2 separate regions of the Homo sapiens genome follow, and region 1 is linked to region 2. A link is a contact called in ENCODE POLR2A ChIA-PET data. All regions are on one chromosome and are shown on one strand. The core of a region is the stretch at or near the end of the contact, and the rest is flanking DNA. Distances in the headings are between cores, read along the strand shown.

Region 1 (4,290 bases), core at 839-3,338, 2.4 Mb before region 2:
GTTTTGAGATGGAGTCTTGCTCTGTCACCCAGGCTGGAGAAAAAAAATTAGCCAGGTGTGGTGGCGGGCACCTGGCTACTCGGGTAGTCCCAGCGACTCGGGAGGCTGAGGCAGGAGAATCACTCGAACCCTGGAGGCAGAGCTTGCAGGAAGCCAAGACTGAGCCACTGCACTCCAGCCTGGGCAACAGAGCGAGACTCTGTCTCAAAAAAAAAAAAAAAAAAAAAAAAAGAAAAAGAAAATGAGAGCATTCTTCTGAGGCTAGAAACTGCTTATGCATGCTGGGCCCCACTGACAGCATCCCGCTCCTCTCAAGGTATCTATCTTTTTTGGCTTCTAGATTGTCTGCATCTTCTAGTTTCTGTATAACTGTGTCTCTGACCATCTTTTGGTCTCTTGGCCTATTTGCCCTGGGCTCATGGCCTTCAGTGGGTTTGTTTCCCCCTCTGTCCCCTCCATCTCTCTCCACTCCATCTTCAGGCCTCTGTCTCTTTTTCAGTCCGTCTTGTTCATCATCACCCTCATCTCTCTTCCCTGTCCTAGTCAGCTCGCATCTCTCTTCACTTATGAGTCATTCTGTAGTCTGATTTTTCTCTGTAATCCAACTCTTCCTTTCTCCATCTCTCTTCAGTTCTCCATTTGACTTTCTCCATCTTTCTCATTAAAAAAAAAATGCTTTTTCAGGCCGGGCATGGTGGCTCACGCCTATAATCCCAGCACTTTGGGAGGCTGAGGCAGGCAGATCACCTGAGGTCGGGAGTGCGAGACCAGCCTGACGAACATGGAAAAATCCCGTCTCTACTAAAAATACAAAATTAGCCAGGGTGGTGGCACCTGCCTGTAATCCCAGCTACTCTGGAGGCTGAGGCAGGAGACTCGCTTGAACCCAGGAGGCAGAGGTTGCAGTGAGCCAAGATCGCACCACTGCACTCCAGCCTGGGCAACAAGAGCGAAACTCCATCTCAAAAAAAAAAAAAAAAAATTCATTTTTGTTTTTTTGAAACAGGGTCTCACTCTGTCACCCAGCCTGAAGTGCAGTGGCACAATCACGGCGTACAGCAGCCTCGACCTCCCAAGCTCAAGTGATCCTCCCACCGCAGCCTCCCAAAGTGCTGTGGATGACAGGAGTGAGTCACCACGCCCTTTCTCATTTTCTGTTTGAATCTTTTTTTCCTCCCTTTTGTCCTTCCAGTATTCACTCTCCATCACCACCTCTCTCCATTTCCCCATCTAATACTTTATCTCCCAATATCAGAAGCTTTAGTAATAGCTCATGCTTACTTACTCACATTAACACACAGACCTATCCTATCTGCATGATCTATTCCTATCCCACACCTATGTACATACACACACACACTTTTCTCACGACTGTCAGGCACTATGATCACCCCCTATTTTACTGAGCAATAGAGAGGCTAAGTGAGTAGCCGAGTGTTACATGAGCCACTCAAATCCAGGGGTTCGGGCTCCACTCCCTCGCTTTTCCATTTCTCAGCATCGTTCTCCATTATCTCCAGCTTTTGTGGGGTTCTTCCTATTTCAACTGTCTCCATCCTTCCGTATCTCTCGGTCTCCCCCGTGATTCAGTGTCTCGTTTCTCCATCTAAATTCCATTTTTTCTGTTTCTAGTGTCCACGATCAGTTTCCGACTTTTCCCTCCACTCCCCAAGTTCATGGGCGACCACGCCTCTCGGCCTCGTGGGCTCTAAGACTCTCGCTGGAACCCATCGGCACTCTCGCCCACGCTCTCTAGTTTTCAGCTTCCCTCCTCTCCCAACACCCTCGTCTTTCAGTCCCTCAGTTTCTCGAAGCTTCTTTTCGTGCCTCCATTTCTTTCGGTCTCTGGCCTGTCGCCCAGGTTCTCCCAGGGACGCTCAGGTGCCATCTCTGTCCGCGTTTGCCGGCCCTTCGGCTGCCTCCTACATTTCTCCTCATCTCGAGACTTCCCTCGCCCCTGGACTCGCACCCCAAACTACCCCCAAGCGGCCCAACTCCGACAGCCATCGCCGCCACAACCCGGTACACCCGTCCCGCCCCCCTCACTTACCACACGCCGCGAACGCCTTAACTTCCGGTCCCAAGAGCGCTAGTCTTGCGCCTGCGCACACAGCCATCTCGTTCTGACCCCGCCCCGCCACCACAGAAGAGCCAATCGGAAGCTCTGGGCTGCCCAAGACCCATCTTGCGCCTGTGCACAGCACGCTTCCGCCCCGCCTCGCTTGGGGCGGAGCCTCGAGTGATTGCGCCCTCTAGAGGCCAGTAGAGGCATTGCGGTACAGACTTGCAAGCGCCTCCTCCCCGGCCCCGCCCTCTCCTCCCCAAGCATAGCCACGTGCGCCTCAGCTCCGGGACGCCGGGGTTTTAACCCAAAGAGAGAGCTGGTCTGGGGCCCAGGAACTTTTTTTTTTCTTTTGAGACATAGTCTCACTGTCTCCCAGGCTAGAGTGCAGTGGCGTTATCTCACCTCATTGCAATCTCCGCCTCCCAAGTTCAAACCATTCTCCTGCCTCAGCCTCTCGAGTAGCTGGGATTACAGGCGCACACCACTACACCTGGCTGATTTTTGTATTTTTAGTAGAGACGAGGTTTCACGATTTGGGCCAGGCTGGTCTCCAGCTCCTGATCTCAAGTGATCCGCCCGCCTTGGCCTCCCAAAGCACTGAGATTACAGATGTGGGGCATCTCACTCAGCCTCTACCTCTTTTCTTTCTACAACCCCATTTTCTGTTACCTTTCTCTGCAATAAACTCAATCACACACATTCAGGAAGACCCCCAAGTATAGAAACAATCTCATTAGCCAGCAATGCACCCTCTCTTTTATTAACTGAAAGAAGAAACAGCTGGGCACGGCGGCTCACGCCTGTAATCCCAACAGTTTGAGAGGCCGGGGTAGGTGGATCACCTGAGGTCAGGCGTTCCACACCAGCCTGGGCAATATGGCCAACCCCTGTTTCTACAAAAAAATACAAAAGTTAGTCGGATATGGTAGTGTGTGCCTGTAGTCCCAGCTACTCAAGAGGCTGAGGTGGGAGGATCGATTGAACCTAGGAGGCTGAGAGACTGAGGCTGCAGTGAGCCATGATGGTACCACCGCACTCCAGCCTGGGTGACAGAGCCAGACTGTCTCAAAAAAAGAAAAAAGTGTTGTTGTTTTTTTTTTCTGAGACGGAGTCTCGCTGTCGCCCAGGTTGGAGTGCGGTGGCGCGATCTCGGCCCACTGCAGGCTCCGCCTCCCAGGTTCCCGCCATTCTCCTGCCTGAGCCTCCCGCATAGCTGGGACTACAGGCGCCCGCCACCACGCCCGGCTAATTTTTTGTATTTTTAGTAGAGACGGGGTTTCACTGTGTTAGCCAGGATGGTCTCGATCTCCTGACCTCGTGATCCGCCCACCTCGGCCTCCCAAAGTGCTGGGATTACAGGCATGAGCCACCGTGCCTGGCCAGAAAAAAGTTCTATGTCTAAAAAAAAGAAGGACTCTAAAGTTTTTGGCCTGAGCATTTGGAAATATGGAGTCACCATCTACTACCATCAGGAAGACGTGGGAGAGAGGCTAGAGAGAAAATCCGAAGATCTGTTTTCAGCATATTGTTTGAGTTATGCATTGGACATCAACTGGGGATGTCAAGTGGAACGTTGGATATAATTATCAAGCCTCTGGAAAACAACTTAGAGATAGAGAAGCCAATTCATACATTATTATCAAAAGAAGAAGAATAAATGGACTAAGCATTCTGCTTAAAATTTCCAAACAAGGCCAGGTGCGGTGGCTCACGCCTGTAATCCCAGCACTTTGGGAGGCCGAGGCAGGTGGATTACCTGAGGTCAGGAGTTCGAGACCAGCTAAGCCAACATGATGAAATCCCGTCTCTACTAAAAATATAAAAAATTAGCCAGGCATGATGACGGACACCTGTAATCCCAGCTTCTCGGGAGGCTGAGGCAAGAGAATCGCTTGAACCCAGGAGGTGGAGGTTGCAGTGAGCCAACATCGCATCATTGCACTCTAGCCTGGGCGACAAGGAGAAACTCTGTCTCAAATAAACAAACAAACAAATAAATAAATAAATAAATAATCCAAACAATAATTATAATTTTTAAAAAAGGAAAATTGGAGGAAATGAACAACAAATGGAAATCAACAAGAAAGCCACAGTCTATCAACCATAGGATTGTATAGCAAGCTTGAGACTAGTTCTTAGAGAAATTATTAATAACTTGGTTCTTTGAAAACTTAAGGAAATCAATATTTCTATGGTAAAAAAACAAATAGCAGAAATAGACAAAC
Region 2 (4,198 bases), core at 760-3,259:
CGAACTCCTGACCTCAGGCAATCAGCCCACCTCGGCCTCCCTAAGTGCTGGGATTGCAAGCATGAGCCACCGTGCCCAGCCCAAGACCATCTTTTAAAATATGGCCTGGATGGGAGTCAGGGAAACTGTCCTTGAAGTCTGAGCACCTTGAGATCTAGCTGTGTGACCAGAGGGATGTTGTCAGCCTCTCCAGGACTTGTTTTTTTTTCAATCTGTTCATCTTGGACCATCTGCCAGGGCTCCACCCAAAAACACACCCCAGCTCTCCCGTGCCCTGGGAAGGGTTCTAACCGCATCTTGGCAGAAAGTTCACTCTGTTTGATGCGGCTGATGAGTTCCCGAGCCTTGTCCTCCAGTGTGTTTCCAAACTCCTTCAGCTTATCCAAGGCACTGGAGACGTCTGGGGTCCCCTGGGCTGGGGCTGGGCCTGCCAGGAAGATGGGCAGGGGTTCAAAATTTGTTTTTTTTTTTTTTTTTTTGGAGATGGAGTCTTGCTCTGTAGCCCAAGCTGGAGTGCAGTGGCATGATCTCGGCCTACTGCAACCACCACCTCCCGGGTTCAAGCAGTTCTCCTGCCTCAGCCTCCCAAGTAGCTGGGATTACAGGTGTGCACCACCACACCCAGCTATTTTTGTTTTGTTTTGTTTTGAGACGGAGTCTTGCTGTGTCAGCCAGGCTGGAGTGCAGTGGTATGATCTCGGCTCACTGCAACCTCCGCCTCCCGGGTTCAAGTGATTCTCCTGCCTCAGCCTCCCGAGTAGCTGGGCCTACAGGCGCGTGCCTCCACACCTGGCTAATTTTTTTGTATTTTTAGTAGAGACGAAGTTTCACCATGTTGGCCAGGCTGGTTTCGAACTCCTGACCTCAAGTGATCTGCCCGCCTCGGCCTCCCAAAGTGCTGGGATTACAGGCATGAGCCACCCTGCCCGGCCAAAAATTTGTTATTGGAACCCCCTTAGGTTGGGATACCGGGATGGATAGAGATCCTTGGGGATCATGTGGTTAGAATGGGGAGGAATGGCCGGACGCGGTGGCTCACGCCTGTAATCCCAGCACTTTGGGAGGTCGAGGCAGGCGGATCACAAAGTCAGGAGATCGAGACCACGGTGAAACCCTGTCTCTACTGAAAATACAAAAAATTAGCCGGGCGCGGTGGCGGGCGCCTGTAGTCCTGCTGAGGCAGGAGAATGGCGTGAACCAGGGAGGCGGAGCTTGCAGTGAGCCGAGATCGCGCCACTGCACTCCAGCCTCGGCGACAGAGCGAGACTCCGTCTCAAGAGAAAAAAAAAAAAAAAAAAAAAGAATGGGGAGGAATACTGGAGTGACCTGGTGGGGCTCAAGCTGCTGGGAATTGCCTTACTCAGCACTGACCTCTCCCAGAGCCCCCCACCCAGCTTACCCACTTTCAAGGCTGTCGAAGCAGGACAGCCAATCCCAGAGGTGTGGGCCTCAATACGTCATCGGTTGCTAGTGCTCTCCTGCGCAGATTTGGCGCCTGCGGGACTGAGCCTGGGAGAACCTGGAGACCCACCCGACCACGATGAGGCAACCACGACCCAGAAGGGGCCCCGGAGCTCTCAGAGGTCCTCTAAGCCGGGACCCCAGGCCTGTAGCCACCTTCACTCTTCCAAATCTCCAACTCCGCAATTCTCCCATCCCACTTTTACCTTCCAAGACGATCGACAGAACCACCACCAGGACCGGGAGCGACAGGAAGAGCCTCATGGCGAGGCCGGAGGGGCACTCTGGAGGCAGAGGCAGGGGTTCAGGGGATCAGTGGCACCCTCCTCCCTCCCTACCTCCCTCCCACGATCCCCTCATCTCCCTTTTTGAGTTTCTTGCAGAGTGTAGGCGGGTGTCCCTCCCAGGCACTCAGCACCAACCTGAATCCTTGCTGGAGGGCTTGGTTGGGAGGTCCTGTCCTGCCCGCAGGACCTTTATCAGGCTGGGGAGGGGGCGGGGCAGGTTGATGTTGATCTCCCTCCTCCTGAGCCTTCCCCTGACCGCCTGCCTCCCTCTGTCCACCCACGTTTTTCTCCTCTGCCCCTGTCCCGTGAGCGTTGGGGTCAGGTGGGGTCCCGGGCACTTCCCTTAGCCCCAAAGCCCCTCCCCGTTCAGCACTCTCACCTCTCAATCTTCCTGACTCTGTGGGGTCCTCAGACCACCTTAGTCCCTTTCCCCACTCAGAATGTAGCAGGAGGAGCCGCAGACAAAATTCCTCAGACGCTGAGTTAAGGAAGGGGTTTATTCGTTCGGGGAATGGGCAAGATTCCTGTCTCAAGAGCCGAGCTCCCCGAGTGAGCAATCCCTGTTCCTTTTAAGGGCTCACAACTCTAAGTGGGTGCACGTGAGAGGGTCGTGATCGATTGAACAAGCAGGGGATGCGTGACTGGGGGCTGCATGCACCGGTAATTAGATCGGAACAAAACAGAATAGGGATTTTCACAGTGCTTTTCTATACAATGTCTGTAATCTATAGATAACCTAACGGATTAGGTCAGGGGTCAATCTTTAACCACCAGGCCCAGGGTGTGGCGCGGGCTGTCTGCTTGTGGATTTCATTTCTGCCTTTTAGTTTTTACTTTTTCTTTCTTTGGAGGCAGAAATTGGGCATAAGACAATATGAGGGGTGGTCTCCTCCCTTAAGAAGACAGCCTTGTCCTGTCCCTGTGGCCATCTTCCCTCAGGGGTCTCCCAGTAATAACCCTGTGATCTCATCCCCCCCTCATTCACACCGTGTCCCTAGATCACCTCTTTCCCTCACTTCCCCTCTCTCAGCAAGCCTCCTCAGCCCCAACAACTTTTCCTTTATGTTGCTGGGTCTCCCAGTTGGCCCGGCGCTCCTACCCTGCGTGCCACCTCCAATTTATTCCAGACCAGCCCTTGAAGCACCCCAGACCACCGTGATATTCTCTGGGCTCTTAACTTCATGGTTCTCAGTCTCCCTTTTTTGGGAGGGGAACGGGTCGCCTTAGCTGGATGACACTGCAAAAACCTCACCTGCATTAGCCAGGCATGGTGGCTCATGCCTGTAATCCCAGCACTTTGGGAAGCTGAAGAGGGAGGATCACTTGAGCCTGGGAGTTCGAGACCAGCCTGGGCAATATAGGGAGACCTCATCTCTACAAAAAAGTTCAAAAATTAGCCGAGCGTGGTGGCGCATGCCTGTAGTCCCAGCTACTCAAGAGGCTGAGGTAGGAAGATTGCTTGAGCCCAGGAGTTCGAGGCTGCAGTGAGCTGTGATTGTGCCACTGCACTCCAGCCTGGTGGGACAGAGACCCCATCTCAAAAAATTAAAACCCTCAGCTGCAAAGCTCTGCGTGTATGTCCCTTCTTCCCTTCCACCGGGCCTCACCCCCTTTGGCTGGCTACCTCCCCCAAACACTCTATCTGCTTTTATTCACCCTCTGACGCCCCTCCTGGCACCAAGCCTGCTTCCCACCATCACTACATCCGTCCCCCAAGGCTGGAGTCCAATGCCTTCCCCACCAGCTGCCTTTGACCGCCAGTGACCCTGGCAGCTGGTGGGGAGGGTGTCCTCCGCCTAGCCTCAGACTCTAGGTTGGCTGGCCTTGTGCCCCCGCAACCACGTGTCAGCCTGGCAGTAGGGGGATGGTTGTGAAAAGGACAGCATAGACAAGACCCTGGCAGGATTGCAACATCCCTCTGGCCAGCTCAGAGCTTCCAGTCCCTGTCAGCCCCAGGGGCCCCCCTACTTCCCCAACTAAGCCCAGCACCCCCCAAACATCCACCCAGATGTCTGCTTCCCAGACCCCACAAGAATAGCATAACAATGCTCCTGCTTTTCCAACCTCATCCTCCCCTCTGCTATAGGGGTTTCTCTTTAATAGATGGGGAAACTGTCGCATAACCAAGAACATCCAGTAGGGCTCAGCGAGGGGCAAAGATGGGGGCTACTGGCTGGTTGCAGTGGCTCACGCCTGTATTCCCAGAACTTTGGGAGGCCAAGGTGGGCGGAGCACTTGAGGTCAGGAGTTCGAGACCTGCCTGGCCAACATGGTGAAACTCCGTCTCTACCAAAAATTCAAAAATTATCCAGGCATGGTGGTGTGCACCTGTGGTCCCAGCTACTCAGGAGGCTGAGGCAGGAGAGTCGTTTGAACCCATGAGGTGGAGGTTGCAGTGAGCCAAGATTGTGCCACTGCACTCCAGCTTGGGTGACAGAGTGAGACTCCGT

The links. ChIA-PET counts read pairs that join two places held with the same protein, here RNA polymerase II (POLR2A).
Region 1: POLR2A ChIA-PET joins it to region 2 with 11 read pairs in Panc1. The contact joins the promoter of DHX34 here to the promoter of APOC1 in region 2. POLR2A ChIA-PET finds 5 or more read pairs at or near these places in 2 of 52 experiments (Panc1 and activated CD4-positive, alpha-beta T cell).

Annotation. Positions count from the first base shown.
Region 1 is chr19:47,347,113-47,351,402 of GRCh38, reverse strand. DHX34 (DExH-box helicase 34) reads right to left here and starts at 2,088. Exons shown (of 17, transcript NM_014681.6): 1 at 2,051-2,088. It overlaps C5AR2 (complement C5a receptor 2), which reads right to left. Exons shown (of 2, transcript NM_001271749.2): 2 at 4,074-4,290. RefSeq lists an enhancer at 1,344-2,248.
Region 2 is chr19:44,912,419-44,916,616 of GRCh38, reverse strand. APOC1 (apolipoprotein C1) reads right to left here and starts at 2,009. Exons shown (of 4, transcript NM_001645.5): 1 at 1,884-2,009; 2 at 1,668-1,745; 3 at 292-427. The coding sequence starts at 1,725. RefSeq lists enhancers at 938-1,695, 1,696-2,455, 3,214-3,973 and a promoter at 1,870-2,996.